Linked DNA regions of Mus musculus: region 1 is linked to region 2. A link is a contact called in ENCODE Hi-C or POLR2A ChIA-PET data. All regions are on one chromosome and are shown on one strand. The core of a region is the stretch at or near the end of the contact, and the rest is flanking DNA. Distances in the headings are between cores, read along the strand shown.

The links. Hi-C counts contacts between places; a loop is a spot of excess contacts on that map. ChIA-PET counts read pairs that join two places held with the same protein, here RNA polymerase II (POLR2A).
Region 1: a loop to region 2 is called in a map of v-Abl transformed pro-B cells, with 2.4 times the contacts of the local background. The contact joins two enhancer-like sites. A Hi-C loop is called at or near these places in 3 of 37 maps with a recorded cell type or tissue (regulatory T cell and v-Abl transformed pro-B cells). POLR2A ChIA-PET finds 5 or more read pairs at or near these places in 1 of 5 experiments (embryonic stem cell).

What each region holds. Positions count from the first base shown.
Region 1 is chr10:95,253,363-95,257,239 of GRCm38, forward strand. All of the region lies in intron 2 of Cradd (CASP2 and RIPK1 domain containing adaptor with death domain), which reads right to left. Among named protein-coding and RNA genes, the nearest start is that of Cradd, 68 kb to the right of the region's middle. Within about 2 kb of position 1,445, at least 2 of the 3 ENCODE cell types and tissues checked have a DNase peak (open chromatin) inside an H3K27ac peak, as active enhancers do.
Region 2 is chr10:95,181,876-95,186,402 of GRCm38, forward strand. The region is part of intron 2 of Cradd (CASP2 and RIPK1 domain containing adaptor with death domain); the gene reads right to left. Among named protein-coding and RNA genes, the nearest start is that of Gm29684, 38 kb to the left of the region's middle. Within about 2 kb of position 1,352, at least 3 of the 3 ENCODE cell types and tissues checked have a DNase peak (open chromatin) inside an H3K27ac peak, as active enhancers do.

The sequences.
Region 1 (3,877 bases), core at 195-2,694, 72 kb after region 2:
GATATGATCTCCATACTTCTATTCTAATATGTATTTGACAGAGATCCAGCAGACTGAACTTTTGAAAGCAATAATTCAGCACTACTGTCCCTTTCAGTGACACTCAGTAGAGCTAGGGTAGAACCCAGCATGTTGAAGGTTCTAGGCTCCTTGCATACTCATTCCCTGACTGGTGTAGTGCCATGGCGCAGCCCACTGCCCCTCAGAGCTTGGACCCGTGCTGCTGCCTCTGGCTGGAGCTCTCTTGCTCTTCTTCTCATCCCTCAGGTAATTCCTCAACTGTTTGTGTTCAGGGAGTCTTCCTGAGGCATGGGTAGGTGACTCGCTCGTTTACTGCCAGCTGTTTCCTTCGCAGCGCTCTTCTTGGGCTGTAGCTCTCTGTAGCATGGAAGCTCCCCAGAGGTGGTGGGCATGTCTACACTGTTGGCCATTTTATTCCCAGTTCCCCACAGAATGGCTGGAGTCACCACAGCATGAGAAACTGTATTATTCAAGGGCCGCAGTATCAGGAAGGCTGAGAACCACTGGGTTAGACCTGTTTATCAAGCTAGGAGCTTCGGATTGCTGTGACAGACACCTGAGACAGTAACATTATGGTTTTATTTGGGTCACCATTTGAAGGGAGGTTTCACGCATGATTAGTTGGCCCGGTCGCTTTGCGCCTATGTCAAGGCGGCACACCATGGAAAAGAAGTGTGGCCAAGGGAACCTCTTACCTCCTGGCAGCCAAGAAACAAAGAGAAAGGGGCTAGGGATCCGGTATCCTCTCCCAGGGCCTACCCCCATGCATTCAACTTCCTCCACTAGGCCACTCCTCTTAAAGGTTCTATTGCCTCCCAATAGAGCCTCTCAATAGAACCTCCCAACAGAACTGCAAGCTGCTGACCAAATGTGGGGTGGGGGTTGGGAGAGGCTTTGGGAGATGGTTACCCAGCCATAGCACCAGGGCAATGGTTTCTCTTGACTCTCACTCCATTTGGCCTACGTTTTTGCACTTCTATTCCTTCCTTTTCCTCTTCCTACTTGATTGAACAATGCTACCAATACTTTCCTGCACTGCTTATGCTGGGGCCCCGAATGACAAACGACTGGTATTCACCACTTCTCTGGAAGAGAGCTATTTGTCCACTGTATCTACAATTAGCCGGGCTGACCTTGACAAGCCAAACAATACCCTGTTTGCCACACTCCCGCAGCAGAAGGAAGGGACTGCGAGGGTGCTCGGCTCCCAATCACAGTTTATTTTGTAAAGAGCAGACTTCCAATAATTCCCGTTCCTGGAAATCCACGGACTGCCTTTGTTGCTTCCCACTTTGGCAGCATCTGCTGATCCCGGTTGGATTGAGCTGCCTGCTTTCCTGCTGCTTGCCTTTCTGGGAGCTGACGGAGGGGGGCACCTTGAAGGAGCCACAGCTTCCTAAGGCAGAGAACCATGGTTATCAGGTTCTTTCCTTGGGTGCAGGATAGGGGTTGGGGGCACCGAGGGCAGGAAGGCATGCGAATGGAAGACGACAGGCAGGCTTTTGGCTGGCAGTGTTCAACCAAGCCCAGAACTGGAACCGTTTCAAATTAGCCAAATGGTATTCTGTAAGGACCGGACTGAAGAGGTTCACAAAGCAAAATAATCCACTCTTCAAGCAAATCGTGCAGGAAGAATTCTCCCTCATCAAGTACCTAAGGAAAACGAGCGGTTCCCTTTTGATTGAGTTAGCAGAGCATCCTATTCTTATTCATATGTACAACTTCTTTTTAACTATGTAGTAACTTTGCTGTAATTGGTAACAGATATTTTTCTCTCTTGTGCTGTTCCCTTGCCCCCCGTGTTCCCCCTACCTTCAAGCCAAGATTATATCAACGATTATTACTGCTGTGGTTTTTTTCCACTCTGGTTACATCATGTGCAATAAAAGCAAACATTTGTAACTAGCACACTATGTAACACAATACCCTTCTCTATTTTGCTGGTCCTCAAAACTTAAAGAGTCATAAAACACTCTACACTCACACAAAATTAAATGCCGAGATATTTTCAAATTCTCGGTAAGATATTTCTTAGCCCCTGAGTTCCTGGAAACCTCTGAGGATCTCTCAGAAGAACAGAGCCCAACAGAATCACAACAGACAACAGCACCTATCTGAATTTGGATGACTGATCCACTCCCAAGGTCCCATGCTTTTCCTTTCCTGCAGGAAAAAAAAGAAAAAGGATCAAAGCTGTCTAGGGCACCGCTGGCTTGAGGTCTTTGCGTATGAGTCCATCTAACTGGCAGATCAAGCTGCAGAAAATCTAAAATAAATGGCCAAATACTCCTATAAATTAGGCTTGCAGCAAATCAGAGCATGTGCAAAATGCCATCTGTGAAAACACCCACTGCATTTACTACTCTTGACTACAGAGACAAGCTCATTTTACCCAAAGCTGTAGTGGCCTATAAGGAGCCACTAATAATTTAAATAACAGAAATGAGTTAATTTCTATTTCTTGATGTCCTATGAGAAATATTTAGTTATTGATTTGGAGATATGTGGTGGGGTTTTTTGTTGTTGTTGTTGTTGTTGTTGTTGTTGTTGTTGTTTTTCTTCCCATAAAATCGATAAGTTTCTAAAACCACCCCCAGGGTTATCTGTTTGAGAAATACAGTAATGATGGGGATCTCATCCCAGTAATGATGGGATATCTCAGCTCACTGCTAAGCACATGTAGACTTTAATCTCAAAATATCTTGGTTTTCTGCCTGGTGGGGTGGTGACTAGTTTTAATTGTAATAACAGTCAATGCACCTTTTGAAGTGAGTCTGCCACAGTCACACCAGTAGCCAGGAGAGAACTAATAAACTTCAGTCCTTAGCAAAAACGGGTGGGGTATGAACTCCAATCATTAATGTACCGTGAAGTCTCCGGTCTAACGCCTGCCCTGTGATTGTCTCCAATGCAGGCTAAGTCCGGCTGCTTCCCTACCCACACTTCCTCTTCTTTCCTCCTACAGGCCCATCACTGTCCCATACATAGGACGACAATAGCCACCTCAATTGCTCCATGGCCCTCTGACAGCCAGAGGAATCGTCCAGCACCCCTCCCAGACACTGATGTTCCCTGGCATCTCCCCCCCCCTTTTCTCCTCCTCCTCCTCCTCGCCATTCTTTTACAGAGGCAGCTGGGCAGACAGCGCCCCAACACTGCTGGAGCTTTCTGAGAACTGGGCTAAAACGAGCACGCTTTAATCAGGTGTGCCTAACTACTTTCAAAATCAACAAAGGAAAAGTTACACTAAGCTCACTTATCCAGAAACCTGTATCTGAGGAGCCTGACTTTCCAGAAAAAAAAAGAAGCAGAGCTGGACGAGCTGGGAGAGGAGGCTCATGGGTATCACAAAACCTATATACTAAGCCCTGTGTATTTATTGCTTTTTATTTATTTTCCTATTTTTCTTTATTAAGCAAACCTGATAAAGTAAGCCATTTACTTTTTTTCCCCCCCAAATGATCAGAGAAACTGTATTTTGGGAGTCTGGGATCTCTTTCAGTAGCCATGAAGGCAGCACAGAAAAAAACAATAGCCTGTCTGGCTAGGGCAGGCCGGGGGCAAACAATGAAAACCAGACAGGAAGAGCTTAAAAACACAAATTGCTGTTTTCAGCATAATGAGAAAACTCTGTCGTGAGTGTGCTCTGAGTATTTGCTGGAGCACAATACTTCCAACAAGACCCTGAAATCGTGGGAAATACCAGATAAAGCTCCCATACTTTAAGTAAATAGTTTTAAGGAAAATGGATTTCAGTAAATTTTCCAACAAAATGGATGGGACAGCTTAAGAGATGGGTCTGAAATGGTAACTATTCCTTAGACAAAAATTTCTGTCATGATCTATACACAAATAC
Region 2 (4,527 bases), core at 102-2,601:
GCTTGGGGCCAGGCAGGCAGACTGAACGGGGTAGGCAAATGACATTCATTTTTGGGTTGGTTTTTGTTGTTGTTGTTGCTGCTGTTGCTGTTTTGTTTTGTTTGCCAATGTAAAAAAATATATATTTCTTATTCAGAAAAATGAACTGCTATAGATCTGACAACCTGACTCATTCCCATCAAATGTGCAGCTGCTTCCTGGGTGAGCATAGCTGCTCTCTGGGGTAAGGAATTGGTTGTTTTTTGTTTGTTTGTTTGTTTGTTTTTATTAAAAACATGGACATTATAATTCATAAGTAAAATCTAAAAAAAAAAAAAACCTGTAAAAGGAAAAATAAAGACTTCTAATCAGAGTTGTCTTACCCATAGGCAGGACGGGACAGCACTGAGAGCTCATAATATTTTGGGGAGAATAAGAAAAAGTTATTTTTTATCTTCATAATTAGAGGGGGAAAAGTGGACATTAGGTGAATGAAATATTTGAATAAATAACATCTCCATGTTCACCTTCATTAACTATCATATACTTACTTTTTTATTGTCTTAGGGGGTAAGGTCTCATAAAGACAGAAATGGCTACAGCCCAAGGGGAGCAGGGCGAGCTTGCCTCTAATGTGAACACGTCACAGTCACAGTGGCAGAAATGTTAGGTTCATGGACCCATGTCCTTTAAAACCACATCTGAAACTTAAAGACATGGTGCAGTTGTTGAGAGACTAAGCTCCAAAGCACCTGCTGTTTCCCTGGAGGGCAGACTGTGACCAACAGACAGTTTTAATGCTAGCGCTCCCACTGCTGGCTGGCCTTCAGGCAATGGGTCACCTCAACCATTCATGAGACCCCCCGGGAGACCTGCAGAAGACATTAAGGATTCCTTATGTGGAAGTTACATCATCTGGACATACAGATCTGTGTTTTTCTCTTTTTCAAAATAGAGAAATTACATTATTTCACATAAGTGACTACTCTCTAAATTAAAAAAATGTTTAAATATTCCTTTAAGCCATACTTTAATCTTCTGAATAAAATATATAAACATGTAGACTGATGATATCCAGGCTAAAGAAAACAAGCAGGCCCCATAGCCCTGGATAAGATCTCTGCTGCTGATTTTCGGGCAAATGGCAATTACAGAGGTGGTTTGAGAAACCACAACATCACTATAAATTATGGAGCAACTCCAGTGGATTGATGCTTTCCCTATTAGTGTGCAGATTCCTAAAAGAAGGGCAGGACCATGAGCGATGCTGAGAACAGTGTTAACTTCAGGCATCAGTGCCCATTTCTCTGATGGAGCTCAGCTGGGCTGCGTGACTTGGCAGTAAGACTGTAGTAGGCAGGGTTTGAAGGCCAGGCAAATCGCCAGCTCCTTCCCCACTGGGATGCAACAGCAATCCTAAGAGCAAAACACTCAGTTCTTGTACCAGCAAAGCCCGAGAGAGAGGAAGAAGACAGTGCCCCACCCTTTTGTTCTTTCTGAGACAGGGCCTTACATAACACAGGCCATTCTTCAAGATCTCCCTGTCTCAGCCTCCTGGATGCTGGGTCATAGGCAATTCCCTACCCCATCTCTTAAGGTAGGCTTCTTAACCTGTTACCCTCTCAAAGCTAGAAGGGATGCTGATATTGTGATTGGCAATCAAGTGAACTGCAAAGATGGATGAAATGGTAATAGAAAGGTTTACCTTGCTTTGGGATAAATGTAATAGACTATCCTGAGATTTTGTCTAAACAAACAAACAAACAACAACAAAAAAAAGCATGGACGTACTGAATATTTTCAACATGGCTCAAGTGAAGACCAAAAAAAGGAAGAGTTTGGTGGTTTTGTTTGTTTGTTTGTCTGTTTTGTGTTTAAGACACACTTTATGTGTGGGGTTTGGACCTGTATGCATGCATGTGCACCATCTGCATTCAGATATATATATATATATTTTTTTTTTTTTTTGGTTTTTCGAGACAGGGTTTCTCTGTGTAGCCCTAGCCGGGCATGGTGGCGCACTCCTTTAATCCCAGCACTCGGGAGGCAGAGGCAGGTGGATTTCTGAGTTCGAGGCCAGCCTGGTCTACAGATTTATATGTTTTAACTGACTGCAAATGCAACAGGACTCTAGCCCTGAAACGAAAACAAAATTAAAAACAAAACAAAAACCAAAAACACACTTGAGAGCAATCTCAGCTCCATTAACACCTGTGTTTGGAATCAGGCGCCAGGAAGGCCAAAGTCTCAGAGCATCCATGTTAGCCAAACCGATGACACCTGCCCATTATACGGACGGACAGAAGGCGAGCAAAGCCGAAGTGCCAGGACACACGTCACCTTGGGCAGAGGTGTGTGGCATATGCTGCAGTTAGTTAAAAGGCTAACAGGGCCATGTCCCTCTTGTTCACAGCTCATTCCCTGCACAGTGTCTGGTCGTTAGCAGCTCCTACCGATATATTTTCAGTTTAGTTTTTTTTTTTTTTTAAACTACTTCTGGGGCAGTTGCCATGGATTCAGGAGTGGCAGTCCTCCAGTCTCCCTGATAAAGTGCAGACTATGCCTCGAGGCAGGGCCAAGCAGACTGGAAAGTTCTGCCTGGCTGTGCTGTTCTGCTGGTCTTGACAAGCTTGCCCTTCTCTAGGCTTCTCCATATCTCAATTTTGTGAGGAAAGTGACTTATAAGAGTTATTTTTCTCAGTAGTGGATATAGGCCTCGCTTCACGTAAAATGCAATGACAGCACACATAAATCCAGCAAATTCTCACAGGGGCCCATCGTACAAGCCTGTTTGAGGCTGCCGACAGAACGTGAGGCAAATCGGGCTGAGGATGGACATCATTTAGGGGCTGTCTCAAGCTTTGGAGGCTTGAGCACCACTGTTGAGCCTAACTCAGGTATCTCCGTGAAGCCGAAACAAGAGAAATAAAGTCATTTGCTTACGCCAGTCATTAGCTGATGACACAGCTCAGCTGGCCAGGTGGCTGTGTGCTGTTGTCTGTCCTAGGAGGCCTATGATGGCTGCAGAAAGCGGCCTAGGTCACAATCCTAATGCCCATTCTGCAGGACTTCAGAAATAATGCAGGCTCAACCCTGATTAGTGTTGCTAATTCCCTTAACAGCCATGAGCATTAGGTGCGATTTTTCTCTTGACCTTTTTCTATATTTCTATGTTTCTTTTGAAAGATACGGATGTATGAGAAGCATACATGTGAGAGACTGAAAGAAAAGTTTCACATAACAAAGGAACCACCTTCCCGACATGTCACCCTGCTTCATTTTAATCATGGCTTAGTAACCACAAAATTGACTTCATCTCCTAGTAACTGCATGCAGAGGTTTGCCTAGCATATATTCCAGGGGTAGGTTCGTATTCTCATTAGTTATTAACTGACTCCACCTCCTCAGAGAAGCCCCTTGGGACTCTTCAAAGCATATTAGCCAGATCCTTGTCCAGGGGACAGATTTGGGAGAGAAAGGGAAGGAAGGACAATTGAGATGCTTTCCTATGCCAAACCTGAAACCCATTGGAGCAGGAGCCCTAGGGCCCAGGAGAGGAAGGGCCTCCTTCCCCAAATGCTTCCTGGCATATGTTTAGTGCTCAATAAGCCATTGTCAAAATAAATCCTTTAGGGTGCTGATGAGAGAGCTGCCTCTGCAGGGGTATAAAAGGACCCATCCACCAGAGGCGTCCCTTCAGGAGGCAATGGATGGAATCCGGCTACATGCGTTCAGTTTGGCCTGTGTAGTTCAACTAAGCTTAGAACCTGGGATGAAGTTTCATGAAATCCCATTCATGACAGGCTTTGCCTGTCAGCTCCGTGACATCATCTGCATGCTGGTCGCCCTCTCCCCCCAGCCTATGGGGAACATACATGTGAAAGCTTAGCTTCTGGGATGCATCATCACCCAGGGAGAGAACAACTCACAGATGCTCTGGACTCAGCTGTCCAGTGTCTAGATAGTACGCACAAGACCTCTGTTCAATACCCAGCTCTACTATACATTATAACTTCAAAGGCTCAGCTGTCCACTGCCTATGTAGCACTCTGTTCAATACCCAGCTGTACTATACATTATAACTCCAAAGGCCCATTCTCACCCAAGGGGGCGCTGACATACACATCATGGTCTTGTCCTATCGAGAGAGGCTTGAATTGTTTTTACTTTGTCTCTGGGATGACATGGGAAAAGGGTGACATATAGGAAATAAGGTCTAGAATGAGACCTTATTCTCATTGGCCACAAATAATATCATTCTGCATACATGGGTTTCCAGTGAACTTGGGAGCAACACTGTGGGAAATGTTTCAAATGTTAGGCCAGCCTCAAGGGCCAGTTGTTGAAATAAAAATGTGTTGCCTTACCATGGACATATCTTCCTGAAAACCCAATTGCTCCCAATCAAAACCTCAACACATCTTAGAGAAGCTGATAAAAGCCAATTCTGAGACATACAAGGGAGAGGTGAAGAACCAGAGAGCCAAAAATTATTTTGAAAAAGAACAAAGTTGGACAAATTTCTCTACCTAGTTTCAAGTCTTTATA